Regions from separate parts of the Homo sapiens genome. Here region 1 is linked to region 2. Evidence: read pairs that join two places in POLR2A ChIA-PET (ENCODE). Cell type or tissue: PC-9. All regions are shown on one strand. Links, peaks and the distances in the headings refer to the core of each region. The heading gives the core; the rest is flanking DNA.

Region 1 (14,844 bases), core at 9,446-14,445, 290 kb before region 2:
ACGAAAGAACCCAAGAACCCGGGCGCGCATTGGCGCCGGTCCCGGGCTCAAGGGGCAGCAACGAGGAGACGCTGGACCTGGCCGTTCCTCGCACACATCTCTAACCTTCTGTGCCTCTCAAGGGAGATGGGGTGAGCATAGCCACCTCCACTGGAGCCCGAAAATCCCCGGCCGAGATACCGCCACTAAAAAGGTACACATGCGTCAAAGCCTCTCGGAGCCATTTCCGCTAACGTACTCAGGGCGACGGGCGTAAGATGGCGGCCGCGCAGGCGCAAAATGTCGCAGCCGTAGGGAGGCTCCGCCTCTGACGCTTGCCTTGCATCACGTGGTAATGGCCGCTCAAAAAACGCCTTAGCGAAAACCAGAGCGTGCCCTCGTCACGTGATGGAGGACTCCCAGTACGGCAAAGGGAAGGCGCCAAAAGTTGTCAGATGGCGAAGGAAACCGCGAAATTCGCCATTGTCACATGATGGAGCAACCTATCGAAAGCGGAGGGAAAGGTGCCGAAGTCACGTGACTACGCACGCAAACACTCCCGCTTGCACCACGTGCAACTCACGCCCACCCCCTCAGCCCCCCCCTTATCTCTTTTCGCCCCTCCCTCCCATTTGGGTTGGGCCTGCGTCGAGGCGCAACGCGGCGTCAAAGGGGGCGGGGCTTCAGCCGGTCACGTGTTCCCGCACCTCCCCGGCGCGCGCCTGCCCGCCCGCCCGCTCGCCCCCGGTCCGGACTCCTCCTCCTCCTCTTCTCGCCATTGCAGTTGGACCCAGCAGCCCGGCGCGCACCGCGTGGCTTTTGGGGGCAGACCCCGGCGGGCTGTGGCAGGAGGGCGGCGGCGGCGGCTGCGGTCGAAGAAGGGGACGCCGACAAGGTAAGCGTCAATGTGGCGGCGGCCGGGCCCGCTCCCGCCTCTGCCCCTCCCCCCGCCCGCCCTCAGTGAGATCCCCACTGAGGGTTCGCGGTGACAAGGCTGGAGGGATCCCACGCTCGCCGCCTCCGCCCGGTTCCCTCATCCCGGCGCCTGGCCCGTTCCTCCCTTGCCGGCCTCGCTCCCGCGCTCGGCCGTTAACTCTCTTCCATTGTGCGGAGGAAACAAAATGGCGGCTGCGGCGGCGGCGAGGACTCGGTGCGCGCGCAGCCGCTCCCCCCCGCACGCGGCCCCTCGGCCGGCGGCGGCGCCACGCGCGGGGGGGTGCGCGCGCACCGGGCCCCCGGCTGCCGCCTCCCCGCGGCTGGGCTTTTGTCTGTTGCGGGGGTCCTGGGGACGCGCGCACGTGCTTGGAGCACACACCCCCTCGGGTCCCGAGTTCCGCGGCGGGGCGACCCCCCTTCCTCACTCCTTCCCTACCCCCTCCTCCTCTTTGTCCCGGTCCCGCCCCCGATTCCAGGAGAGTCCCAGGTTCCCGAGGCGGGAAAAGTCGCCTCCTTTGTCCTCACAGGTCGCGGAGAGGCGGACCCCCTCCTTGGAAGCCCCTTCCCACGCGGATTGCTGAGGAAGCCTTTGTGGGTTCGTCGGGTTTCCAAATCTCTGGTCAGCCAGGCCTCTCTCAGATCAGGGTCAAAACTTGAGAGGGTTTCAGCTTTTTCTTTAGTTAGTTTGTTTTCATTGTTGAATGTTTTTCCAGATTGTTAGTATTTGCCTTCTCTAGACCGGCAATCTACTTGGGTGCAAGCCTGGGCCCCGAAACGTGGATGCTTAAAACCCATTTCTACCTTTATTTTCTCAAGTAGTTGAACGATTGAGATTCTCGAGGTTACTCATGAGGTTCTGCCCCAGTTAATTCACCGCCTGGATGAATTATTTGGGGTGTACGGCGGTCTGCATGCTCCTCCCCCAGTTCAGTGGCCAAATTTGAGGAGAATGAGGGATCTCTTCTCCACATTTCCAACATTGTTTGCCAGTTGCTGCTTAGGTGACATGGATCAGCAACGAAGCGTCGGTTTCAGTGGTTTCTTTTTCTGGACTCCGGTAATTCACTGCTGCTGAATCTTTTTCAAGATTTTGCTCTCTTTAAAATGAGTGGTGTGATGGCATATTTGTGGTCCACATGGAATCGCGAGGTGCCATCCGAAGTTAGGATTCAAATTTAGGACTTTAAGCTCTCTTTTCCTCAGGTATTTGTGGATGGGAATCTCCATGGATTGCTCAGAGTGCTGCCACTGTCCCTTGTGCGTGATGCTTTGTGTGTGGTCTCGTGGGATGTAGTTACAGTAGCCGCCCAGACTGTGAATGAAGTGTGGGAACCAGGGCCTCATTCACAGCTGGAAAGCAGGAGGAGGCCGCAGGACATTGGCAGGTGCTCCTCTCCCTGTTCCGTGGTGCTGGGGCCCCTTGCTTATGTGGGTGGCTCTTGGTCCCTGGGATTTGTGAATGGAGTCTGCAGGCCCCAGTGTTGTCTGGAATATTCTTTAGTTCAGATTGGAGGCTAGCAATGACTGCCAGGCTTGGCCTTGCCGCCACTGGGCGCTATTTATCACTCTCCCTATCTTCCTGGAGCTTAGCCGAGTCTTCCTGGAGCTGAGAGGTGCCTAATTGTTTGTGGTTTTTCTGATTGAACTTGTTTGGTGCCTCTAGGCAAAAATTCCTTTGGCTCCTTCTAGTATTTTCAGGGTCTTGAAGGCCCATATTCCTGAGCATGAGGAATCTAAGTCTGTTATTTTTTCCTAAATTTTCATGTTAAATACCACGTTGACAAAGGACAGCTGCTAATATTTTGATCACACAGATACAGACGGTGCTCCCTGGTTAAGGCCTCCAGGTAGGGGACAGGTAGAGTCAGTGATGGGGAAGAAGCCTTCTGTAAGTCCCTTTCCTTTGGGTAGACAGTAGATTACCCTTTAGGCTTTAGCAAGATGTGGGGGTTAGAAGTCTTCTATTCTTGGAAAAGCCTTTAGTCGTTTTCTTTGGGCTGGGGCCTCTTCTCTTAGGGACTGCTGTCACCCTTTCTCGGTTTCTTTTGATTACCTTTCATGGCCCCAGAGGAGTGATCCCTTCCCTTATTTATACCTCTTGGACTTGTCATCCTGCTACATTTTGTCAGCAAGTTAATTCACCTTGTGCAGTTTTGAAAGATGTGTAAGTGTTAACATTTAGTATTAGCATTTATGGCCCAGGAAATTGTGACCTTAATATTTGAATCTTGCTTTTATTAAACCTTTACAGGAACTAGGATTTTGTAGGGTTTTTTTTTTTTTTTTTTTTTTGAGTTAGAGTTTAGCTCTTGTTGCCCAGGCTGGAGTGCAATGGCGCGATCTCGGCTCACCGCAACCTCCACCTCCCGAGTTCAAGCGATTCTCCTGCCTCAGCCTCCCGAGTAGCTGGAATTACAGGCATGCTCCACTACACCTAGCTAATTTTGCATTTTTACTAGAGATGGGGCTTCTCCATGTTGGTCAGGCTGGTCTCGAACTCCGAACCTCAGGTGATCCACCGGCCTCGGTCTCCCAGAGTTGTGGGATTACAGGCGTGAGCCACCATGCCCAGCCTTCTAGGTTCTGTTTATTGGATGCTTTTTATCTTAACAAAGTCCTGGCAGAGAAAGATTTGATTTGTTTCCATCAGGAAGTTTGGAATCTGAGGCAGATAGTGGTTTGAGTGTCATCTTCACACAATGAATGAGTAGAGATTTGGGGCCTGGGAGGCACGAGGCAAACTTTAGTTTCCTACTGAAGCATTTGTCCGTTTTATCTGAAACAAGTAGATTGCCGATCTGTATTATTATACATAGTAAGCTGCTGTTGAAATGGTTGTGAAAGTAGAGTAGGCAGGTAGGTGGTGGTTAGGGGGCCTCATCGGTGCTGATTTTTAAGAAATTTTTATGATATTTATGATCTGTTATAAATCCTTGTGAAACTTTTCCATGAGAACACTTCACGGGTGATTCCATTATGAATAGCAATTGGTGGCCGGGTGCGGTGGCTCACGCCTGTAATCCCAGCACTTTGGGAGGCTGAGGTGGGCGGATCACGACGTCAGGAGTTCGAGACCAGCCTGACCAGCATGGTGAAACCCCGTATCTACTAAAAAAAAAAAGTACAAAATTAGCCAGGTACGGTGGCACACACCTGCAGTCCCAGCTATTCGGGAGGCTGAGGCAGCGAATCGCTTGTACGTAGGAGGCGGAGGTTGCAGTGAGCTGAGGTCGTGCCGCTGCACTCCAGCCTGTGTGATGGAGCAAGACTTCGTATGAAAAAAAAATAATAACAATTGGAAATTCAGATACATTTAGCATCAGCTGTATTTAGGCATCGTGTAAAAGTGATGTCCAGTTAAAATTTAATTTAATTTTTTTTTTTGAGACAGGGTCTCACTCTGTCACCCAGGCTGGAGTGCAGTCGCGTGATCTCCGCTCACTGCAGCCTCTGTCTCTGAGGCTCAAGAAGCAATCCTCCCACCTCAGCCTCCCAAGTAGCTGGAACCACAGGCACATGTCACCACACCCAGCTAATTTTTTGAATTTTTTGTAGAGACAGGATCTTTCCACGTTGCCCAGGCTGGCCTCAGAACTCTTGGGCTCAAGCAATCTGCCCACCTTGGCCTCCCAAAAAGCTGGAATTACTGGAGTGAGCCCTCACTCCTGGCCAGAATTTACCTTTTTTCTCTTCTCATTAAATGTTTACGTAGTGAAGACATTGAAAATGTAGCTACTAGTTTTTTTTAAATTTTTAATCTAATTTTATTTTTTTGTAGAGATAGGGTCTTAAACTATGTTGCCCAGGCTGGTCTCAAATTCCTAGGCTCAAGTGATCCTCCTGCAGCCTCTCAAAGTGCTGGGATTACAGATATGAGCCGCCTTGCCCAGTGGCACTAATTTTAAGACAAAAATATGTTTACTGTCTGAGGGCCATTCTCTTGTGGAATGCGTGATCACCATGTATCATTTAGTCATAAAGTTGAATGTATTACAGTATGCAAATTTGCTCCAAATTATTTTTATAATTTTAAGTGATAGTAAGAAGTTCTGGCCAGGCGCGGTGGCTCAGGCCTGTAATCCCAGAACTTTGGGAGGCCGAGGCGGGCGGATCACAAGGTCAGGAGATCGAGACCATCCTGGCTAACCCGGTGAAACCCCGTCTCTCTTAAAAAATACAAAAAAATTAGCCGGGCGTGGTGGCGGGTGCCTGCAATCCCAGCTGCTGAGGAGGCTGAGGCAGGAGAATGGCGTGAACCCGGGAAGCGGAGCTTACAGTGAGCAGAGATTGTGCCACTGTACTCCAGCCTGGGCGACAGCAAGATTCTGTCTCAAAAAAAAAAAAAAAAGTTCTACTTTGCAGTGTGAAGTACATAATTTTCACTGAACATGCCCAACAGCTGTCCTTATCTTTTCGAGGATTTTGCTTGAAGCTGAAGGTTAAGGTCTTACTTAGATAAAGATAAAAGGTCTTGGAGATGAGTAAGTCTTCCAGGCCACTTTCTTTTCTGCTGCTTGCCTATAAAACTAGTTTCTCATATCAGAGTGTTGTTTTTTTTTTTTTTTGAGATGGAGTCTCACAGTGTCACCTAGGCTGGAGTGCAGTGGCACGGTCTCGGCTTACTGCAACCTCCGCCTCCTGGGTTCAAGTGTTTCTCTTGCCTCATTTCTCTTGCCTCAGCCTCCCAAGTAGCTGGAATTACAGGCACCTGCCGTCACGCCCAGCTAATTTTTTGTATTTTTAGTAGAGATGAGGTTTCACCATTTTGCTCGGGCTAGTCTCGAATACCTGACCTCAAGTGATCTGCTGCCTCAGTCTCCCAAAGTGCAGGAATTACAGGTGTGAGTCACAACGCCGGTTCTAATTTTTTTTTTTTTTTTTTTTTTTTTTGAGATGAGTCTCGCTCAGTCGCCCAGGCTAGAGTGCAGTGGCGCGGCTTACTGCAAGCTCCGCCTCCCGGGTTCATGCCATTCTCCTGCCTCTGCCTCCCAAGTAGCTGGGACTACAGGCACCCGCCACTACGCCCGGCTAATTTTTTTGTATTTTTAGTAGAGACGGGGTTTCACCATATTAGCCAGGATGGTCTCAATCTCTTGACCTCGTGATCCGCCTGTCTCGGCCTCCCAGAGTGCTGGGATTACAGGCGTGAGCCGCCGTGCCCGGCCAATTTTTGTATTTTTATATAGAGACTGAGTTTTCGCCGTGTTGGCTAGGGCTATCTTGAACTGGCGTCACTCAAGTGATTTGCCTGCCTCGGCCTCTCAAAGTGTTGGGATTACAGGCATAAGCCACCATACCTGACCTGCAGTTATTTCAAAGTAAAAAGGTTTTACTAAACAGTTAACATGTTTGGATGTTAGTATTTAATGTCCATGTGAGAGATGGTCTTTTTAAAAAAAAATCTTAACTGGAAAAATACAGTTCTGGGAGAAGTAAACATTGAACTGTATACTAAGTTTAAAAAAAATAATCCAAGGCTTCGCTCTGGGAATACATGGGGAAGGATTGCTTCTGCCTCCACCCAGATATGGGAGGATCTCTCAACCATGCTTCCCTTGCCCCCCTGCTGCCTGAGAGCATGCTGGAAAGAGGGTTTGATAATTCCCACTTGAAGTCATGTTGAATGTTTTTCTATGGTGGCAGATTTTAAAGCATTTCTGTTGGTTCATCCAAGAGCAGTTAATGTTTTTCTTTTTTTTTTCCTAAGGACTGGCTCTCACTATGTTGTCCAGGCCGGTCTTGAACTTCTGGGCTCAACGAATCTTCCTGCCTCGGTCTCCCGAGTAGCTGGTACTACAGGCATTCACAACTGTACCCAATTTAATCCTCTTCATACATTGCATTTGTAGTATTGTAGTTCACAAAACATTTCCCCATAGTGCCACCTTTAATCCTTGCTGTCTGCAGCCTGAGGCAGGTGGTATTTTCATCCTCATTTTTCACCCACCACCAGAAAGGTAAGTGATTTGCTGTAGGTCCCAAAGCTGCCAGGTTGGAGAGCCCAGGGGCAAATTCCAGGCTTCTGACTCTAGGACTGTGGGCACTCCACAACACTAGTGAGCCTGGAGTCCCGGGTCTCCAGAAACATTTGAGGAACAACTTGTATTTGCCAACTTTTTTTTATGAGATGGAGTCTCACTCTGTCGCCTAGGCTAGAGTGCAGTGGTGTGCTGTCGGCTCACTGCAGCCTCCGCCTCCTGGGTTCAAGCGATTCTCCCGCCTCAGCTTCCTGAGTAGCTGGGATTACAGGCGCCCGCCCCCACACCCGGCTAATTTTTGCATTTTTAGTGGAGATAGGGTTTTGCCATGTTGGCCAGGCTGATCTTGAACTCCTGACCTCGTGATCTGCCTGCCCTGGCCTCCCAAAGTGCTGGGATTACAGGTGTGAGCCACCATGCCCGGCTGTATTTGCCAACTTTTTATTTTGTCAAGGAAAATATCTTTAAATTAGTGATCATTCACCATTTCCGTTTTTCATAATTAGCAAGATTGTCTTTATCACCAAAACTATAGGAATAAAATAAAGGACAGTCCTTTAAGTTGAAAATATTTACTAAAATCTTTATTTCTGGCTGGGCGCGGTGGTTCACGCCTATAATCCCAGCACTTTGGGAGGCCGAGGCTGGCGGATCACTTGAGGTCAGGAGTTGGAGACCATCCTGGCCAACATGGTGAAATCCCGTCTGTACTAAAAATACAAAAATTAGCCAGGAATGGTGGTCTGTGGCTGTAATCCCAGTTACTCAGTAGAGTGAGGCAGAAGAATTGCTTGAACCCACGAGGCGGAAGTTGCAGTTGAGCTGAGATCACGCCACTGCACTCCAGCCTGGGTGACAGAGCAAGACTCTGTCTCAAAGAGAAAAAAAAAAAAAGCTCTTTGATATAATAATACTGTTGCAGTCTGAACTATGAACCATTGCACTGGACTTCACATTTTTAAATATTTCAGAATGGCATTGATAGCAAGATTTTAGACTGGCATTGCCTCGCTCGGTTGCTTGCTTTTTTTTTTTTTTTGAGACGGAGTTTTGCTCTTGTTGCCCAGGCTGGAGTGCAATGGCGCGATCTCGGCTCACTGCAACCTCCATCTCGCGGGTTCAAGCGATTCTCCTGCCTCAGCCTCCCGAGGAGCTGGGATTACAGGCATGCACCACCACACCGGGCTAATTTTGTATTTTTAGTAGAGATGGAGTTTCTCCAAGTTGGTCAGGCCGGTCTGGAACTCCCAACCTCAGGTGATCCACCCGCCTCAGCCTCCCAAAGTGGTGGGATTACAGGTGGGAGCCACTGTGCCCGGCCGGTTGCTTTCTAAGAATAATTTTCAATGTGCCCTTGATGGCGTGACTCTGTCAAAGTTCAAGGAGTCACCAAGACTCCTAGCTCAAGTGTATCATTTCAGCTCACAGCCCAGGATGGGCCAGCTCCAGAGGTCAGGAAACCAGGAGGTGGGTTGAGTCTCTGAATTTCAGAGCCTAATTTGGTCTCTCTCAAGTGAATATCCACTTCAGGACCATTCCCTAGAGTTGCTGGGAAGGCTGTAAGACTTATGAAATACCCCGAAGACAGGTGGGGCCATACCTGTGAGGGTGTTGCCACTGTACCTGTCCATTCCACAAACATCTGTTCATCCACTCATGCTGAACTAACTTGGGCATGTTTCTTTTCCAACAAGTGCCATGAACCTCATAGTGTAATTAGTGAGAGGTCAGAAAGATGGCCATTGCACCACAAACATAATGTTTTGTGGTTGAAGCTTCTGTAACTGCATGTTGTGGGTGGGCTGGATTCAGGAACAAAAGAAAAATGAATCCCTGTGTGTTAAACCATCCCAAACCACCAAGAAGTCATGTTTAAAATCCCAATACTTCATTTACCACTTGATCCTGCCTTGGGTTTGTTTTCAGAGAAGCTGCATGTTGCTGGTGCCCAGGATTGAATCATAAAAATTGTAAGAATAGGCTTTGCTGGTGCCAGGTTTGAATAAATGTGGTTGCAAGAACAGCATTGTTCATCGTTTCGCAGCTTTCGTTTAAAGTTAGATTAGTAGGGGCAGCGGAGTGTTGCGTGTGGGTGGGTGCTGTAGGCTTATTGCCAGCAGTGTGCCTCACTAAATATCCTCTTGAAAGGGAAGTTTCTGCTCACCCTGAAGACTGCTGGATCAGTTAGTGAGACAAATTCCAAGAAGCTGGCTTGGATGTCAAATTGGTCTTGGGCTCATAGAGAGGAATGGATTTGTTGCCCTGAAAAGGAGCGATAACTCTAGTTTTTAAACATTTGTTTTAGTTCAGATAATTACTGCCCTTATTCATTGTGTCCACCTGAGTCAGAAAGCATTGCTGCTGTTGCCTGGTCTAAGGGAGGAGGACCCAGGCATGTAACGGACTGCATGCTGGCCAGTTGTGGTGGTCAGAGCAAGCTGGAGGCCAGCGAGGCCCTTCAGGGGTCTTTTCAAGGGTCTGCCTTGGGGAGCAGAGGAAGATGAAGTGAGGCAGTCGTTATAGCAAGGGCACACCCACGTTTCTCATTTTGAACAGTGAAGAAAGCAGATGGAAAGCCACATGTAGGGCATTTGCTGAAGACAGGTGTGTTGGGGGCGTGTGTGTGTCCTCTGAGGCATTTTGGGTGGGGCGATATTTTGACCGAATGATACCTTGTTCTTCAGTGCTTCAATGGTTGATGGGGTGGCTTTTTTTCGAGATGGAGTCTCTCTCTGTCATCCAGACTGCAGTGCAGTGGCGCGATCTCGGCTTACTGCAGGCTCCGCCTCTTGGGTTCACGCCATTCTCCTGCCTCAGCCTCCCTGAGTAGCTGGGACTACAGGCACCTGCCACCACGCCTGGCTAATTTTTTTGCATTTTTTTTGAGATGGAGTCTCGCTCTGTCGCCCGGGCTGGAGTGCAGTGGCGCGATCTCGGCTCACTGTAACCTCCGCCTCCCGGGTTCAAGCAATTCTCCTGCCTCAGCCTCCTGAGTAGCTGGGATTACAGACGCCTGCCACCACGCCCAGCTAATTTTTGTATTTTTGGTAGAGGTGGGGTTTCACCATGTGGGTAGGCTGGTCTCGAACCCCTGACCTCGTGATCCACCCGCCTCAGCCTCCCAAAGTGCTGGGATCACAGGCGTGAGCCACTGCTCCCGTCCAATTTTTTTGTATTTTTAGTAGAGAGGGGTTTCAACGTGTTAGCCAGGATGCTATCGATCTCCTGACCTCATGATCCACCAGCCTCAGCCTCCCAAAGTGCTGGGATTACAGGTGTGTGCCACTGTGCCTGATAGTGGGGTGATTTTCTACTTCTAACTCTCTAATGTGTCACATGGCTTTTTTTAATAGATTGTCTGTATCAACTGGGGGTGAACTTTAGTCTTTTAACAATTTTCAGACTATGAAGTTTGGATGTAAACACCTCTAATGTGGGAAGTTAGTTTTTTTTAAAGTATCTGTATGGAGTTATGGATATATATAAATTTAATGTGTTGAATCTGTTTTATTTTAGTAACATCTTTTGAAAATGTTCAAACATAGAAAAAAGGGTGATACAATTTTAGTGAACACTTAGGCCGGGGGCAGTGGCTCACTGCCTGTAATCCCAGCACTTTGGGAGGCCGAGGTGGGCAGATCATTTGAGGTCAGGAGTTTGAGACCAGCCTGGCCAACATGTTGAAACCCCCGTCTCTACTAAAAATACAAAAGTTAGCCTGGCATGGTGGTAGGTGCCTGTAATCCCAGCTATCCGGGAAGCTGAGGCAGGAGAATCACTTGAACCTGGGAGGCGGAGGTTGCAGTGAGCCGAGATCGCGCCACTCCGCTCCAGCCTGGGCAACACAGTGAGAGTCCGTTTCAAAAATAATAATAATAAAAAATTTAAGCTGGGCGCAGTGGCTCAACGCCTTTGTAATTCCAGCACTTTGGGAGGCCGAGGCAGGCAGATCACTTGAGGTCAGGAGTTCGAGACCAGCCTGACAAATGTGATGAAACCCCGTCTCTACTAAAAATACAAAAAAAAATTAGCCAGGTGTGGTGGTGCATGTCTGTAATCCCAGCTACTTGGGAGGCTGAGGCAGGACAGTCTCTTGAACCTGGGAGGCAGAGGTTGCAGTGAACCGAGATCGTGCTGTTGCACTCCAGCCTGGGCAACAAGAGTTAAACTGCACTTCAAAATATAATAATAATAAAATAAAAAATTTAATGAACACCTACCTGTATGCACAGCCTAGGTTTTGCTGTGGGCATTTAACTGCTTGTGTTTCACATATTTGTCCATCCACTTATAATTCTTTTCACTTTTCACTTTATTGATTGATCAGAGACAGGGTTACACTTTTGTTGCCCAGGCTGGAGTGCAGTGGTACAGTCATAGCTCAGTGCCATCTCAAACTCCTGTGCTTAAGCAGTCCTCGCGTCTCAGCCTCCCAAAGTGTTGGGGTTATAGGCGTGAACCACTATGCCTGGCCAAATATATGTATATATATTTTTGTATATATTTTTTTAAATTTTATTTTTGTTTTTTATTTTATTTTTATATTTTGAGACAGAGTCTTGCTCTGTCGCCCAGGCTGGAGTGCAATGGCGCGATCTCAGCTCACTGCAGCCTCAGCCTCCCTGGTTCCAACGATTCTTCTGCCTTAGCCTCCTGGGTAGCTGGGATTACAGGTGCACTCCACTACGCCCAGCTAATTTTTGTATTTTTAGTAGAGACAGGGTTTCACCATGTTGGTCAGGCTGGTCTCGAACTCCTGACCTCAGGTGATCCACCCACCTTTGGCCTCCCAAAGTGTTGGTATTACAGGTGTGAGCCACTGCGCCTGGCCACTTTATTTTGATGATGCATTTCAAACTAAGTAGCAGGAAGTTGCAAGTCTTCCCTCTACATATTATTAACTAGAATTTAATATTTATTTACAGTTCTTTTTTGGGGTGGCGGGGGTCAGGGTCTCACACACTTTTTTTGCCCAGGCTGGAGTGCAGTAGCACAGTCTTGGCTTACTGCAGCCTCCATCTCCTGGGCTCAAGTGATCCTCCTCCCTCAGCCTCCTGAGTAGCTGAAATTAACGGCAGGTGCCACCATACCTGGCTAATTTTTTTTTTCTTTTTTTTTAAGAAGGAGTTTCGCTCTTGTTGCCCAGGCTGGAGTGCAATGGTGTGATCTCGGCTCACTGCAACCTCCGCCTCCTGGGTTCAAGCGATTCTCCTGCCTCAGCCTCCCGAGTAGCTGGGACTACAGGCACGTGCCACCAATGCCCAGCTAATTTTGTATTTTTAATAGAGACGGGGTTTTGCCGTGTTGGTTAGGCTGGTCTCAAACTCCCGACCTCAGGTGATCCACCTGCCTCAGCCTCCCAAAGTGCTGGGATTCCAGGCATGAGCCACCGCGCCCTGCCTACCTGGCTAATTTAAAAAAAAATTTTTTTGGAGACCAGGTCTGATTATGTTGCCCAAGTTGGCCTCGAACTACTGTGCTCAAGTGCCTTGGCCTCCCAAAGTGCTGTGATAACAGGCGTGAGCCACTGCTCCTGCCTCACTTTATTTTTATGATGCATTTCCAACTAAATAACAGAAAGTTCTAATCTTCCCTCTACATACTAACAAGAATTTAGTATTTATTTGCAGCTAGGTTTTTATTTTTTTCTTTAAAAATTTTTTTTGTAGATTCACTCAGGCTGGTCTTGAACTCCTGACAAGTGCTGCTCCCAACGTGGTGAGCCACCATGCCCAGCCTCTTTTTTCTTTTTAAATAATGCACAGATCTTTAGTATACCAGTCAGTGAATTCTGGCCACTGCATATACCCAACTCTTGTCAGGAGGGAGAATGTAACCTTCATCTCAGAAAGCTTGGGAGGGCCCCTTCCCATGTGATCCCTACCACCGTTCCCCAGAGGCTGTCCCATCACTGATTAGTTTCGCTTATTCTAGAACTTTATGTAGGTGGAAGCATGATTCTTTTTGAATTTGTTCCAAATGTAGCCAGTGGGACACCTCACAAGTCAGCTCCGATGTCCTCAGGACAAGACTGCTATAGTCACCAGTGCTTTGTTGCTTTCTGGCGCTCCGGTAGGATCCAGGCTCACTTGGTATATCCCCTGCTGCAGATTACGGTCCACTTCTCCCGGGAGCTGCTTTCAGTAGGTTTTTGTTGTTGTTATATTTTTGTTTATTTATTTATTTCGAGACATTCTCTTGCTGTGTCAGGTAGGCTGGAGTTCAGTGGTGCAATCTCGGCTCATGGCAGTCTCCTCCCCAGTTCAAGGAGGTCAAGGAGTTCAAGACCAGCCTGGTGAACATAGTGAAACCCTGTCCCTACTAAAAATACAAAAATTCGCCGGGTGTGGCGACACACACCTGTAGTCCCAGCTACTAGGGAGGCTGAGACAGGAGAATTGCCTGAAACTGGCAGGCAGAGATTACAGTGAGCCGAGATCACACCACTGCATTCCAGCCTGGGCGACAGAGCAAGACTCTCTCAAAAAAACAAAAAGTGTTGGCTTTGCATCGTGGCTCACACCTGTAATCCCAGCACTTTGGGAGACTGAACTGGGAGGATCACTTGAGCCCAGGAGTTTGAGACCAGCCCACGCAACATGGCAGCAACCCATCTCTACAAATAATTAAGAACAAAAAATCTATTATGGAATTTTTAAAACATGCACAAAAGAATTACAGTATCCATCACCCAGCTTCAACAGCTGTCAGTGTTCTACAGTCTTGTTTCATCCTTCTCTACTTTCCTTTTTTTTTTTTTTTGGAGACGGAGTCTTGCTCTGTCGCCCAGGCTGGAGTGCAGTGGCACGATCTCGGCTCACTCACTGCAAGCTCTGCCTCCCGGGATCATGCCATTCTCCTGCCTCAGCCTCCCTATAGCTGGGACTACAGGCACCCACCACCATGCCTGGCTAATTTTTTGTATTTTTAGTAGAGACGAGGTTTCACCGTGTTAGCCAGGATGGTCTCGATCTCCTGACTTCGTGATCCGCCCGCCTTGGCCTCCCAAAGTGCTGGGATTACAGGCGTGAGCCACCACGCCCGGCCTCATCCTTCTCTACTTTCTGCTCCCTGGTATATTTCAGAGCAAATACCAGGTATATAATTTTAGCCATAAATTTGTCTTAAATATGTGTGGAACAGTTAAAGTTGGTTCTTTCCAGCACAACCACAGTATTATTCCCCTAACTGAAGTAACTATAATTCCTTCATAAGGATTCACTTCATGAACAAGATTCCCAGTGTCGTTGCGACTATCCAGGGAAACCATAGCCAAGGGAACAGGCTTGGCAGAATCAGTGGCGAAAGAAGGCCCTGTGGAGCTTGACTCTGGCTCGGTGAAGAGACATGGGTGATGGAGGAGAGGATGCCCTTTGCACACACATCACTCACGCCTGGCCCTCATTGCAGCCTGGGAAGGCAGATTTTTTTCAACAGTAGGATCTAGTACCAATTGTTAGGTCTATGGGATATGTGCTGCATGCTTCAAGTAGGTTGACTTGTTTCATTTTCCTAGTCCTGCCGAGAGTAGAGGGGCCTCTTCCGTGTTGCTAATGCAAGAAGGAAGCTAGTGGCTGGGCAAGTGGGGTTTCAGGTCCAAGTCTGTGCAGAAGCTTTCCTTGGGCGATCGATCGAGTGGCTTGCCCCATGGTGTGAGTCTCAGGCATGTTGAGCCACTGAGCCCAGGGACTGGCTTTCTGCCCTTTTCATCCCATGCCCCCTCACACTCCTTCCCTCCTGCATCCCTACCCTGACATGAAGCCTTTGACCTCACCATGTCCTGTTGCTGGGCTTTGCAGGGGCATCATTTGACTCCTAGGGGTTTTTTGTTTTGTTTTGTTTTAAATGAGACAGAGTTTTGCTCTTGTCACCCAGGCTGGAGTGCAATGGTGTGATCTCGACTCACCGTAACCTCCGCCTCCCAGGTTCAAGCAATTCTCAGGCCTCAGCC
Region 2 (14,844 bases), core at 8,807-13,806:
TCCTGAGCAGCTAGTTCTTTTCTAGTGTAATATATTATCTTACGGAATATATTCCATTGTCTGCATGGACCCCAGTTGGTTTATTCACCCATCTACTTAGTGACATCTTGGTTATTTCAAAGCTGACATGGTAGGTATTACTGGTCGCCTTACAGGGGAACAGCAGGACATCTGTAGTGTGTGGTGAACACTAGAGGGAGCAAGAACCCCCTTTCTCTATCAGGTGGGTGTTACCCATTTCCCAGCTGCACTAATCTGTCGTTCCTTGTAGAGGCCTGATCTGGTGTTTGCCCTGAATGAGAGATGATCTGGAAACCATTTGTGGGAAAATTAAGTTAGACATCCTTCCATTGAAATAAAATGCAGGGGCCGGGCACAGTGGCTCACGCCTGTAATCCCAGCACTTTGGGAGGCCAAGTCGGGCTGATCACCTGAGGTCAGGAGTTCGAGACCAGCCAGGCCAACATGACTAATTTTTTTGTATTTTCAGTAGAGACGGGGTTTCACCGTGTTAGCCAGGATGGTCTTAATCTCCTGACCTTGTGATCCGCCCGCCTCGGCCTCTCAAAGTGCTGGGATTACAGGCGTGAGCCACCGTGCCCAGCCTTGCAGCAAATAATTACATGAAAAAATAATTAATTTAAATTCTGGCAAGTTCTTTGAATCAAAACCAGGGAGAGGTGCTCTGCTCTAATAACCCAGCTCTTGTGGATGTTATTCATGCTAAAACTTGTAGGATTTTCCATTGCTTGAGTTCTGCTGTAGTGTTATTGCTTATCAGTGTAGGATCTGTGCTCTGTGGATTGGTTTAAACTTTACTCGTGGGACAGCTGGCTTTGAAAAGTTTTCATCATCCCCTGCAGGGACTGCACTGGTCTTTGTTGAGGCACATCTAATGTTGATAGCTCTGTTTCCTCCCAGCTGGGGCTCCAATCTGTGACCTTGCTTAGGTAGTGATGCTCTGAAAAGTCTCCCTATTTCTTCTGAGAACAGTTAGATATTGGGTGTAGGCTTTTGAAATAATATGATAGGCCTCACTCTGTAGGGGTTTTTACAAAAGCCACTATAGGCTGGACGTGGTGGCTCACACTGTAATCCCAGCACATTGGGAGGCTGAGATGGGAGGATTGCTTGAGACGAGGAGTTTGAGACCAGGAGTTTAAGACCAGCCTGGTCAACATAGTGACACCTCCATCTCTTTAAAATTGTTGTTTAATTATATAAAAGCCACTGTAGAGTTTGAATGCTTTCAAAATATCAAGAGGATGACCACAATGAAGTAAACTGTCACGGTGGGGCACAGTGCCTCATGCCTGTAATCCCAGCACTTTGGGAGGCTAATGTGGATGGATCCCTTGAGCTATGAGTTTGAGACTGACCTGGGCAACATAGGGAGACCCCATCTCTACTAAAAATATGAAAAATTTAGTAAAAACCCTGTCTCTACTAAAAATACAAAAATTAGCCAGATGTGCTGGCATGTGCCTGTAGTCCCAGATACTGGGGAGGCTGAGGTGAGAGAATCACTTGAACCTGGGAGGCAGAGGTTGCAATGAGCTGAGATCATGCCACTGAACTCCAGCCTGGGCAACAGAGCAAGACTCCCTCTCAATAAATAAATAAATAAATAAACAAATAAATAAATAAATACTAAAATAAAATATAGCCAGGGCACAGTGGCTCGCACCTGTAATCCCAGCACTTTGGGAGGCCGAGGTGGGCAGATCATGAGGTCAGGCGTTCGAGACCAGCCTGGCCAACATGGTGAAACCCCATCTCTACTAAAGATACAAAAAGTTAGGCATGGTGGTGGGTGTCTGTAATCCCAGTTACTCCGGAGGCTGAGGCAGGAGAATCGCTTGAACCTGGGAGGCAGAGGTTGCCGTGAACTGAGATCGCGCCACTGCACTCCAGCCTGGGTGACAGACCAAGACTCCCTCTAAAAAAAAAAAAATTACCTGAGTGAGGTAGTGTGCTCCTGTAGTCCCAGCTACTTGGGAGGCTGAGGTGGAGGATCACCTGAGCCCCGCAGGTTGACTCCATAGTGAGCCATGATCATCTCACTGCACTCCAGCCTAGTTGAACAGTGAGACTCTGTCTCAAAAAAAAAATAAAAATAAAAAAAAAGAGGGAGAGGCTGGGTGTGGTGGTTCATGCCTGTAATCCCAGCACTTTGGGAGGCCGAGGCAGGTGGATCACGAGGTCTGGAGATCAAGACCATCCTGGCTAACACGGTGAAACCCTGTCTCTACTAAAAATACAAAAAATTAGCTGGGCGTGGTGGCACGTGCCTGTAGTCCCAGCTACTCGGGAGGCTGAGGCAGGAGAATCACTTGAACCTGGGAGGTGGAGGTTGCAGTGAGCTGAGATCGCGCCCTTGCACTCCAGCCTGGGTGACAGAGCGAGGCCCCATCTCGAAAAAAAAAAGAGGGAGAGATAACATGTCACACCCATGAGAATAGCTAGTAAAACAAAACAAGGCTGGGTGCTGTGGCTCATGCCTGTAATCCCAGCACTTTCAGAGGCCAAGGCAAGAGGACCACTTGAGGCCAGGATTTTGACACCTTCCTGGGCCAGAGAGCGAGATCCTATCTCTAAACAAAAAAAAATATTTTTTTTTTTGAAATGGGGTCTCACTCTGTCGCCCATGCTGGAGTGCAGTGGTGCGATCTCAGCTCACTGTAACCTCTGCCTCCTGGATTCAAGCGATTCTTGTGCCTCAGCCTCGCAAGTAGCTGGGATTACAGATGTGTGCCACCATACCTGGCTAGTGTTTTGGGTTTTTTTTTTTTTTTTGCTTTTTTTTGAGACACAGTCTCATTCTGTCGCCCAGGCTGGAGAGCAGTGGCGTGATCTCAGCTCACTGCAACCTCTGCCCCCTGGATTCAAGCGATTCTTGTGTCTCAGTCTCCAAAGTAGCTGGGATTACAGACGTGTGCCAACATGGCCGGCTAGTGTTTTGTTTGTTTTGTTTTGTTTCGTTTTGAGACAGAGTCTCATTCTGTCACCCAGGCTGGAGTGCAATGGCATGGTATCAGCTCACTGCAACCTCCACCTCCTGGGTTCAAGCAATTCTCCTGCCTCAGCCTCCTGAATAGCTGGGATTACAGGCACACACCACCACACCTGGCTAATTTTTGTATTTTTAGACAGACGGGGTTTCACCATGTAGACCAGGCTGGTCTCGAACTCCTGACCTCAGGTGATCCGCCTGCCTTGTCCTCCCAAAGTGCTGGGATTATGGGCATAAGCCACTGTGCCAGACCAAAAAAAATTTTTTTTAATTAGCTAGGTGTGGTGGCGCATGCCTGTGGTCCCAGCTATTCAGGAGGCTGAGGCGGGAGAACCATTTGAGCCCAAGAAGTTGAGGCTGTGGTGAGCTTTTTTTTTCATTTTTGGAGACCTTCCAAAAAAGAAAAAAAAAAAGCTCCTTTAATGCAGATGTTTGCTATCAGCTAATGGCCATTTGCCTCTGTCTTTTTCAATTTGCGCCCTGCTGCTTTCCACAAAGGTTGCACCATTTTACATTCTTACCAATCATGCTGCACAGCACTCCGAGTTCTCTATGTCTTCACCCATACTTGTTATTTTCTGTTGTGTTTTGTTTGGGTGTGAAGTGGTATCTCATTGTGGTCTTGATTTGCATTTCCCTAATGATAAGCGATGTTAAGAAAATATTTCTTATTTAAAAATGCTTTCTTTTTTTTTGTTTGAGACAGTCTCGCTCTGTCGCCCAGGCTGGAGTGCAGTGGCGTGATCTCGGTTCACTGCAACCTCAGTCTCCTGGGTTCAAGTGATTCTCCTGCCTCAGTCTCCCGAGTAGCTGGGATTACAGGTGCCCGCCACCACGCCCGGCTAATTTTTGCATTTTTAGTACAGACAGGGTTTCACTGCATTGGCCAGGCTGGTCTCAAACTCCTGACCTCAGGCGATCCACTGGCCTCAGCCTCCCAAAATGCTGGGAATACAGGTGTGAGCCACCATGCTCGCCCAAAAATATTTTAAGGTGAAGGCTGGGTGCAGTGGCTCAAGCCTCTAATCCCAGCACTTTGGGAGGCCAAGGGGTGGGGGGGGGGGGTGGGTCACCTGAGGTCAGGAGTTCGACACCAGCCTGGCCAACATGGTGAAACTCCGTCTCTACTAAAAATACAAAATTAGCTGGGCATGGTGCACACTTCTCTAGTCCCAGCTACCCAGGAGGCTGAGGCAGGAGAATCGCTGGAACCTAGGAGGCAGAGGTGCCAGTGAGCCAAGATTGCGCCACTGCACTCCAGCCTGGGTGACAGAGTGAGTCTCCGTCTCAAAGAAAAAGAAAAAAGAAAAATGGACCAGGCGCCGTGGCTCATACATGTAATTCCAGCATTTTGGGAGGCCGAGGTGGGCAGATGACTTGAGGTCAGGAGTTCGAGACCAGCCTGGCCAACATGGTGAAACCCCATCTCTACTAAAAATAGAAAAAATTTGCCGGGCATGGTGGCAGGCACCTGTAATCGCAGGTACTCGGGAGGCTGAGGCAGGAGAATCACTTGAACCCAGGAGACGGAGGTTGCAGTGAGTCAAGATTGTGCCACTACAGTCCAACCTAGGTGACAGAGCAAATCTCTGTCTCAAAAAAAAAAAAAAAAACAACTCCGGGCACGGTGGCTCACACCTGTAATCCCAGCACTTTGGGAGGCCAAGGCGGGCTGATCACGAGGTCAGGAGATCGAGACCATCCTGGCTAACACGGTGAAACCCCATCTCTACTAAAAATACAAAAAATTAGCCGGGCATGGTGGCGGGTGCCTGTAGTCCCAGCTACTCGGGAGGCTGAGGCAGGAGAATGGTGTGAACCCGGGAGGCAGAGCTTGCAGTGAGCCAAGATCCGCCATTGCACTCCAGCCTGGGTGACAGAGCGAGACTCCGTCTCAAACACACACACACAGACACACACACACACACACAAAGAAAAATCAATTAAATTAAATGTTTTGTTTTGTCCACTGGTTCTCAAGCAGGGGAAATTTTGACCTCCCTGGAAATATTTCACAATATCTGGAGACATTTCTAGTTGTCAGAACTGGAGGAGGGGTGTTACTGGGACTAATGAGCTGCTAAACATTCTACCATGTACAGGAAATCCCCCTCAACCAAGAAGTAACTAAGCCAAAATGCCTATAATGCCAACATTAAAATTCCTGGAATAGCTCTTTTAGTTCGCAGCAGGAGGGTAGACTACACAACCTGGTTTGCTATCAGATCAAACAAACAAAAATCTTCATAATCAGAAATTAAAATATTTGGCCAGACACGGTGGCTCAGGCCTGTAATCTCAGCACTTTGAGAGTCTGAGGCAGGAGGATCACTTAAGCTGAGGAATTTGAGACCAGCCTGGACAGCATAATGAGACCCCTCTCTACAAGAAAATTAAGAAAAAAGGCTGGGCACAGTGCCTCACGCCTCTAATCCCAGCACTTTGGCAGGCTGAGGCAGGCGGATCACCTGAGGTCAGGAGTTTGACATCAACCTGGCCAACATGGCAAAACCCTGTCTCTACTGAAAATACAAAAATTAGCCGGGTATGGTGGGGGGCACCAAATAATCCCACCTACTTGGAGGCCGAGGCAGGAGAACCACTTGAACCTGAGACACAGTGGTTGCAGTGAGCCACTGCACTCCAGCCTGGGTAACAGAATGAGACTCCATCCCAAAAAAGAAAAAAAGAAAATTAAGAAAAAAAAAATGTCATTAACATTCCAGTACTGGCCGGGCCTGGTGGCTCATGCCTGTAATCCCATCACTTTGGAAGGCCGAGGTATAGATATAAGGATCACCTGAGGTCAGGAGTTCGAGACCAGCCTGGTCAACATGGTGACACCTTGTCTCTACTAAAAATACAAAAATTAGCCAGGCGTGGTGGTGGGCACCTGTAATCCCAGTTACTCTGGGGGCTGAGGCAGGAGAATCGCTGGAGCCTGGGAGGCACAGGTTGCGGTGAGACGAGATCACACCATTGTACTCCAGTGTGGGTGAAAGAGTGAGACCCTACATCAAAAAAAAAAAAAAAAAAAAAAAAAAAAAAAGGCCAGGCGCAGTGGCTCATGCCTGCAATCCCAGCACTTTCAGAGGCCGAGGCGGGCAGATCACAAGGTCAGGAGATTGAGACCATCCTGGCTAACACGGTGAAACCCTGTCTTTTCTAAAAATACAAAAAATTAGCCAGGCGTGGTGGCAGGCGCCTGTAGTCCCAGCTACTCAGGAGGCTGAGGCAGGAGAATGGCGTGAACCCAGGAGGTGGAGCTTGCAGTAAACCAAGATTGCACCACTGTACTCCAGCCTGGGTGACAGAGCGAGACTCCATCTCAAAAAAAAAAAAAAAAAAGGAAAACCAGATTTGGCACCCCAAAAGAACAGCTTTTCTTCCAAGTGAGGCCTCTTGGCAGTAATTCCCACGCCTGCTGGCTGACTCACTGCCACCTGGTGCCTTCCTAATTCCATTCTGTCACGTGGAACACGAAACTAATCTCAGAAGGTCCCACGATGTGAGTCCATGACAAGCACCTCCGCGTCCCCTCGCTTTGGAAATAGCCCAGAAATACAGAAGCCATATATATTTTTCTTTTTTCTATTTGAGACACAATCTCACTCTGTCGCCCAGGCTGGAGTGCCATGGTGCGATCTCGGCTCACTGCAACCTCTGCCTCCTGGGTTCAAGTGATTCTTATGTTTCAGCCTCCCGAGTAGCTGGGACTACAGGCACGCTGCCACCATGCCAGCTAATTTCTGTATTTTTAGCAGAGACGGGATTTCACCATGTTGGCCAGGCTGGTCTCGAACTCCTAACCTCGGGTGATCTGCCCACCTCAGCCTCCCAAAGTTCTAGGATTACAGGCTTGAGCCCCCACACCTGGCCCAGAATCCATGTTCTTAATCAGATGAAATCAGTCTCTTAAATTTCCCAGGGCGACCCGATCAGCAGTCAATTCTCAGTTAACTGGGGCTGATTCTTTTCGTTTGAAGATTTCTCACATCTCTCAGCTGGCACCTGAAACTGATCACAAGGACCTAGGCAGAGTTCAGTGGTGGATAGCTGGGTGGCCTGGAGTATTGCTGTTTATGACTTTTTAAAAAATTCTGCAGGCTGGGTGCAGTGGCTCACACCTGTAATCCCAGCACTTTGGGAGGGCAAGGCAGGTGGATCACCTGAGGTCAGGAGTCTGAGACCAGCCTGACCAACATGGTGAAACCCCATCTCTACTAATAATACAAAAATTATCTCGGTGTGGTGGCACGTGTCTGTAATCCCAGCTACTCAGGAGGCTGAGGCAGGAGAATCGCTTGAACCTGGGAGGTGGAGGGTGCAGTGAGCCAAGATCTCGACACTGCACTCCAGCCTGGGCGACAGAGTGAGACTCTGTCTCAAAAAACAAGAAACAAACAAACAAAAAAATTGTGGTAAAGCTGGGCATGGTGGCTCACGCCTATAAAATCCCAGCACTTTGGGAGGCCAAGGCAGGCGGATCACCTGAGGTCAGGAGTTCGAGACCAGCCTGGCCAACATGGTGAAACCTTGTCTCTTCTAAAAATACAAAAAAAAAAAAAAAAAAGCTCTGTCATTGTGGCATGCACCTGTAATCCCAGCTACTCGGGAGGCTGAGGCAGGAGAGTAGCTTGAACCCGGGAGGTGGAGGTTGCAGTGAGCTGAGATTGCGCCACTGCACTCCAGCCTGGGCGACAGGGCAAGACTCCGTCTCACAAAAACAAAAAAAAAAAAAAAAAGAAGAAGGCCGGGCGCAGTGGTTCAGGCCTGTAATCCCAGCACTTTGGGAGGCAGAGGCGGGCAGATCACGAGGTCAGGAGATCGAGACCATCCTCGCTAATATGGTGAAACCCCGTCTCTACTAAAAAAAAAAAATACAAAAAGATTACCCGGGTGTGTGGTGGGCGCCTCTAGTCCCAGGTACTCAGGAGGCTGAGGCAGGAGAATGGCGTGAACCCGGGAGGCAGAGCTTGCAGTGAGCCAAGATCGCGCCACTGCACTCCATCCTGGGCGACAGAGTGAGACTCCATCTCAGGAAAAAAAAAAAAAAAAAGGCTGGGTACGGTGGCTCATGTCTGTAATCCTAGCACTTTGGGAGGCCAAGGCAGGAGGACCACTTGAGCCCAGGTGTTTGAGACCAGCCTGGGCAACATAGCAAGATGTATCTCTAAAAAAAAAAGTTCAAAAATTAGCTGGGTGTGCTGGCACCAACCTGTAGTGGGAGGCTGAAGTAGGAGGATCACCTGACCCCTGGGAGGTTGAGGCTTCAGTGAGCCATGATCACACCATGACATTCCAGCTTGGGCAACAGAGTGAGAACCTGTGCCAAAAAAAAAAAAAAAAAAAAAGAGAAAAAAATTGTGGTAAAATACACATTACATAAAATTTCCCTTTTCTTTGAGACAGGGTCACACTCCATTGTCCAGGCTGGAGTGCAGTGGCACAACCTTGGCTTGCTGCAACCTCTGCCACCCATGTTCAAGTGATTCTGGTGCCTCAGCTTCCCGAGTAGCTGGGACTACAGGCATGTACCACCACACCTGGCTAATTTTTGATTTTTTTTTTTTTTGGTAGTGATGGAGTATTTTTGGTAGAGACAGGTTCTTTTGGGTATTTTTGGTAGAGATGGGGTTTTACTATGTTGGCCAGCCTAGCCTCAAGTGATCTGCTCACCTCGGCCTACCAAAGTGCTGGGATTACAGGGGTGAGCCATCGTGGCCAGACCAATTTTTTATTTTTAGTTGAAAAAAGGTCTTCCTCTGTTGCCCAGGCTGGTCTTGAACTCCTGGGCTCAAGTGATCCCCCCACCCGGGCCTCCCAAAGTGCTGAGATTACAGATATGAGCCACCATGCCTAGCCTTATTTTATTTTTAACAGTAGCTCTCCTAATGGTGTGAGGTGGCTGCCACTTCTGAATTTTTTTTTTTTTTTTTGAGACAGAGTCTCGCTCTGTTGCCCAGGCTGGAGTGCAGTGGCACGATCTCAGCTCACTGCAGTTTCTGCCTCCTGGGTTCAAGCAATTCTCATGCCTCAGCCTCCCAAGTAGCTATAACCACATCTGGCTAATTTTTGAATTTCTAGTAGAGATGGGTTTTCACCATTTTGGCCAGGCTGGTCTCAAACTCCTTGCCTCAAGTCATCTGCCCCCGTAGGCTTCCTAAAGTTGTCACTTATGATTTTTTTTTTGAGACGGAGTCTCGCTCTGTCGCCAGGCTGGAGTGCAGTGGCGCGATCTTGGCTCACTGCAAGCTCAGCCTCCGCCTCTGCCTCAGCCTCCCAAATAGCTGGAACTACAGGCCCAAGCCACCACACCCAGCTAATTTTTGTATTTTTAGTAGAGATGGAGTTTCAGCATGTTGGCCAGAATAGTCTCGATCTCTTGACCTTGTGATCCATCTGCCTCGGCCTCCCAAAGTGCTGGGATTACAAGCATGAGCCACCGTGCCCAGCCTTTTCTTTTTTTTTTTTTGAGACGGAGTCTCTTTCTGTCGCCCAGGCTGGAGTGCAGTGGCACAATCTTGGCTCACTGCAAGCTCCGCCTCCCGGGTTCAGGCCATTCTCCTGCTTCAGCCTCCCCAGTAGCTGAGACTACAGGCGCCCGCCACCATGCCTGGCTAATTTTTTGTATTTTTAGTAGAGACGGGGTTTCACTGTGTTAGCCAGGATGGTCTCGATCTCCTGACCTCGTGATCCGCCCGCCTCTGCCTCCCAAAGTTCTGGCATTACAGGCGTGAACCACTGCGCCCGGCTAGCCTTTTTCTTTTTTAATTGAGATGGAGTTTAGCTCTTGTTGCCTAGGCTGGAGTGCAATGGCGCAATCTAGGCTCACTGCAACCTCTGCCTCCTGGGTTCAAGCAATTCTCCTGCCTCAGCCTCCTGAGTAGCTGGGATTACAGGCATCTGCCACCATGCCCAGCTAATTTATTTATTTTTAGTAAAGACGGGGTTTCTTCATGTTGGTCAGGCTGGTCTCAAGCTCCCGACCTCACGTGAGCCACCCGCCTTGGCTTCCCAAAGTGCTGGGATTACACACTTGAGCCACCGCGCGCCTGGCCGATTTTTTTTTTTTTTTTTTTGAGATGGAGTCCCATTTTGTCGCCCAGGCTGGAGTGCAATGGCACGACCTCGGCTCACTGCAACCTCTACTTCCCAGGTTCAAGCGATCCTCTTTCCTCAGCCTCCAGAATAGCTAGACTACAGGTGTGTGCCACCACATCTGGCTAATTTTTGTATTTTTTTTTTAGTAGAGGCGGGGTTTCACCATATTGGCCAGGCTGGTCTCACACTCCTGATCTTGTGATCTGTGTGCCTTGGCCTCCCAAAGTGCTGGGACTAGAGGCGTGAGCCACTGCACCCGGCCTACACTTACGATTTTTAAGAGGCTGTTGCTGTCTTCTGTTTTCAGAGAAGTGCATTTCAAGTTTACAAAATTGCCTAGCATGGTGGCTCATACCTTTAATCCCAGCACTTTGGGAGGCTGAGGTGAGAGGATTGCTTGAGCTCAGGAGATCAAGACCAGCCTGGGCAACATGGTGAAACTTCATCTCTACAAAAAATAAAAAAAATTAACCAGGTGTGGAGGTGCGCACCAGTAGCCCCAGCTACTCAGGAGGCTGAGGCGAGAGGATGGCTTGAGCTCTGGAGGTTGATGCTACAGTGAACCATGATTGTGCTACTGCACTCCAGCCTGGGTGTGACCAAGTGAGACCTTGCCTCAAAAAGTAACTAACTACCTACCTAATTAAATGTTTACAAAGTCACTAGAAGAATTTGTGTGCAGCCCCAGGGAAAAGTAATAGCTGGATAAGCCCAGAACAGCAAAATGCTTTTTCTGAGAGAAGCAGACCTGCTGAGGCCCAGACTCACTCTTCTCAGACTGAGAGCACATCTGCAGGTGATGTTTGGGAAACCCCGGCTTGGCTTGCCTTGGGACACTTCCAGTAGCTCCAGTTCAGGGTTGGAAAACCTGTTCTGCCACTGTCTTGTGGATGCCACTCCCAGGTTTATATATTTATTTATTTTTTGATGGACTTTCACTCAGTCACCCAGGCAGGAGCGGAGTGGCATAATCTCAGTCACTGCAACCTCCGCCTCCCAGGCTGGAGAGATTCTCCTGTCTCAGCCTCCCGAGTAAAACTGGGACCACAGGTGCCCGCCGCCAAGACTTGCTAATTTCTGTGTTTTTAGTAGAGACAGGGTTTTCCCATGTTGGCCAGGCTGGTTTCAAACTCCTGGCCTCAAGTGATCTGCCCGCCTCAGCCTCCCAAAGTGCTAGGATTACAGGAATGAGCCACCACGCCCAGCGCAATCTTAGGTGGATTTTCTCCATTTTACTTGTACTCGTGTGTGTGTGTGTGTGTGTGTGTGCGCGCGCGCGCGCGTGTGTAGTAAATTGTATACAATTTGCTTCCTATGTAGGTTTGCATATTCACGCCCACATTCAAAATACTGATCATGGCTGAGGCGAGTGGGTCACTTGAGGTCAGGAGTTTGAGATCCACCAGGCCAACATGGTAAAACTCAATCCCTACTAGAAATACAAAAATTAGCCGGGCGTGGTGGTGGGCTCCTGCAATCTCGGCTATTTGGGAGGCTGAGGCAGGAGAATTGCTTGAACCCAGGAGGTGGAGGTTGCAGTGAGCCAAGATTGCACCACTATACTCCAGCCTGGGAGACACAGCGAGACTCCATCTCAAAACAAATCAAATCAAAACAAAACAAAACAAAAAAATTTAATCAGATAGTATGTAACATTTTTGAGATTGGCTTCCCCTCCCCGGTTCCCGCCCAAAGCATAATTCCCTAGAGATTCATTCATCTCGCCTGGGTGCCGTGGTTCACGCCTGTAATCCCAGCACTTTGGGAGGCCGAGGCGGGCAGATCACGAGGTCAGGAGATTGAGACCATCCTGGCTAACACGGTGAAACCCCGTCTCTACTAAAAATACAAAAAATTAGCCAGGCGTGGTGGCAGGTGCCTGTAGTCCCAGCTACTCAGGAGGCTGAGGCAGGAGAATGGCGTGAACACAGGAGACAGAGCTTGCAGTGAGCCGAGATCCCGCTGCTGCACTCCAGCCTGGGCGACAGAGCAAGACTCCGTCTCAAATAAAAAAAAAAAAAAAGAGAGATTCATTCATCTCATCTGTTGTGCATCTCAATAGTTTATTCCTTTTTATTTATTTTTTTGAGACTGGGTCTTGCTCTGTGGCCCTGGCTGGAGTGCAGTGATGAAATCATGACTCACACAGCCTTGATCTCCTGGCCTCAAGTGATTCTCTCTCCTCAGCCTTCCGAGTAGCTGGGACTATAGGCATGTGCTGCCACGCCTCGCTTATTTTTAAAAGTTTTCTAGAGATACTGTCTCCCTATGTTGGCCAGGCTGGTCTAAAACTCTTGGGCTCAGGCGATCCTCCTACCTTGGCCTCCAAAAATGCTGGGAATACAGGCATGAGCCACCGCACCCAGTTTGGTGATTACTCTTGGTGGAGACCCAAAGTGCCATCATTCAGAGCCAGAATCTTAGAAGAGCTTAATAAATTCAACTTAAGATAAAACAATATAGCTAAAATAAAACACCTACAAAATTTCTAACAAATGTGGGCAGTCAGGTTTCCATATGTAGTTGGTAGAAGTGGGATGCTTAGTATAAACATGATGTGAAATGCTGGGGATTTCCTGAATTGTGTTAAAACCACAGCTACTGGATAAAATAAAGCTATTGCCCTGAGTTTCTGTCTTGGAAGAACTGTTTTCTGCATCGTACATCTCACTGCTAGGTTTACGGAAATCACCTTTTTTTTTTTTTTTGAGACAGAGTCTCCCTCTGTCACAAGGCTGGAGTGCAGTGGGGCGATCTTGGCTCACTGCAACCTCACTTCTGCCTCCTGGGTTCAAGCGATTCTCCTGCCTCAGCCTCCCGAGTAGCTGGGATTACAGATGCCCGCCACCACGCCCAGCTAATTTTTCTACTTTTAGTAGAGACAGGGTTTCACCATGGTGGCCAGGATGGTCTCGATCTCTTGACCTCGTGATCTGCCCGCCTCGGCCTCCCAAAGTGCTGGGATTACAGGCCTGAGCCCTGCCAATTCCTTTTTTTTTTGGAGATACAGTCTTGCTCTGTCGCCCTAGCTGGAGCGCAATGGTGCGATCTCAGCTCACTGCAACCTCTGCCTCTGGGGTTTAAGCGATTCTCCTGCTTCAGCGTTCTGAGAAGCTGGGATTACAGGCATGCGCCACCACGCCGGCCAATTTTTGTATTTTTTGTAGAGACAGGATTTCACCATGTTGGTCAAGCTGGCCTTGAACTCCTGACCGTGTGATCTGCCCGCCTTGGCCTCCCAAAGTGCTGAGATTACAAGTGTGAGCCACCGCGCCTGACCTCTTTCTTTTTTTTCTCTTTGAGACAGGGTCTCCTCTATCACCAGGCTAGAGAGCCTTCTGGGCTCAGGTGATTCTCCTGCCTCAGCCTCCGGAGTAGCTCTGATTACAGGTGCTCACCACCATGCCATGCTAATTTTTGTATTTTTAGTAGAGATGGGGTCTCGCCATGTTGCCCAGGCTGGTCTTGAACTCCTGGGCTCAAGCAATCTGCCCGTCTCAGACTCCCAAAATACCAGGATTACAGGTGTGAGCCACTGTGCCCAGGCACAAGAGGTCATTTTTGATGAATAAATGCACATTTTGTTAACTAATGAGTGATTTCATATTCCAAGGAAGATCTGGAGATATTACTGAAAAGGTGTTTAACTTGCAGTGGCAACTGAAGTCAATGTATTTTACATTTTCATGTTCTGGACTTGGGTGAGTTGTTATTTCAAGCCCTCATCTTTGAGTAAAAGAGAAGAATCCACCTGTAATCCCAGCCACTCAGGAGGCTGAGGTAGGAGAATCTCTTGAACCTGGGAGGTGGGAGGTGGAGGTTGCAGTGAGCCAAGATTGAGCCACTGCACTCCAGCCTGGGTGACAGGGCAAGACTCCGTCTCAAAAAACAAAAAAAAAAAAAAAAAAGAAGAAGGCCGGGCGCAGTGGCTCATGTCTGTAATCCCAGCACTTTGGGAGGCCAAGGTGGGCAGATAACGAGGTCAGGAGATCGAGACCATCCTGGCTAACACGGTGAAACCCCGTCTCTACTAAAAATACAAAAAATTAGCCTGGCGTGGTGGCGGGCACCTGTAGTCCCAGCTACTCAGGAGGCTGAGGCAGGAGAATGGCGTGAACCTGGGAGGCGGAGCTTGCAGTTAGCGGAAATTGCGCCAAAAAAAAAAAAAAAAAAATCCATTCTCCTCTGGGATGATTCCCCTCCCCCACTTCCCGTTCCCTCCTCTCCCCTCCCCTCCCCTGCCCTGCCCTCTCCTCCCCTTCTTTTTTTTTTTTTTTTGAGATGGAGTCTCTGTCGCCCAGGCTAGAGTGCAGTGGTGTGATCTTGGCTCACTGCAACCTTCGCCTCCTGGGTTCAAGCGATTCTCCTACCTCAGCCTCCCGAGTAGCTGGGACTACAGGTGCTTGACACCACACCTGGCTAATTTTTGTATTTTAATAGAGACGGGGTCTCTCTTTTTTTTTTTTTTTTAGAGACAGACTCTCGCTCTGTCGCCCAGGCTGGAGTGCAGTGGCGGGATCTCAGCTCACTGCAAGCTGTGCCTCCCGGGTTCACGCCATTCTCCTGCCTCAGCCTCCTGAGTAGCTGGGACTACAGGCGCCTGCCACTACGCCTGGCTAATTTTTTTGTATTTTTAGTAGAGACGGGGTTTCACTGTGTTAGCCAGGATGGTCTCGATCTCCTGACCTCGTGATCTGCCCGCCTCGGCCTCCCAAAGTGCTGGGATT

Evidence for each region. Peaks named below come from ENCODE experiments on the same cell type or tissue, not always from the same donor. Only the 100,000 strongest peaks of a DNase experiment are listed, where the experiment ranks them.
Region 1: POLR2A ChIA-PET joins it to region 2 with 7 read pairs; 4 of 35 experiments call an interaction of 5 or more read pairs at or near these places.

What each region holds. Positions count from the first base shown.
Region 1 is chr19:10,653,614-10,668,457 of GRCh38, forward strand. It overlaps ILF3 (interleukin enhancer binding factor 3), which reads left to right and starts at 733. Exons shown (of 20, transcript NM_017620.3): 1 at 733-874. It overlaps ILF3-DT (ILF3 divergent transcript), which reads right to left and starts at 259. Exons shown (of 1, transcript NR_024333.1): 1 at 1-259. RefSeq lists an enhancer at 21-490 and silencers at 581-820, 901-1,060. In PC-9, for the core only: no CTCF peak of the experiment used is centred there; no DNase peak of the experiment used is centred there.
Region 2 is chr19:10,942,011-10,956,854 of GRCh38, forward strand. No RefSeq gene overlaps it. Among named protein-coding and RNA genes, the nearest start is that of SMARCA4, 12 kb to the right of the region's middle. In PC-9, for the core only: no CTCF peak of the experiment used is centred there; DNase peaks (open chromatin) are centred at 10,971 and 12,291; H3K27ac peaks cover 1,672 bases.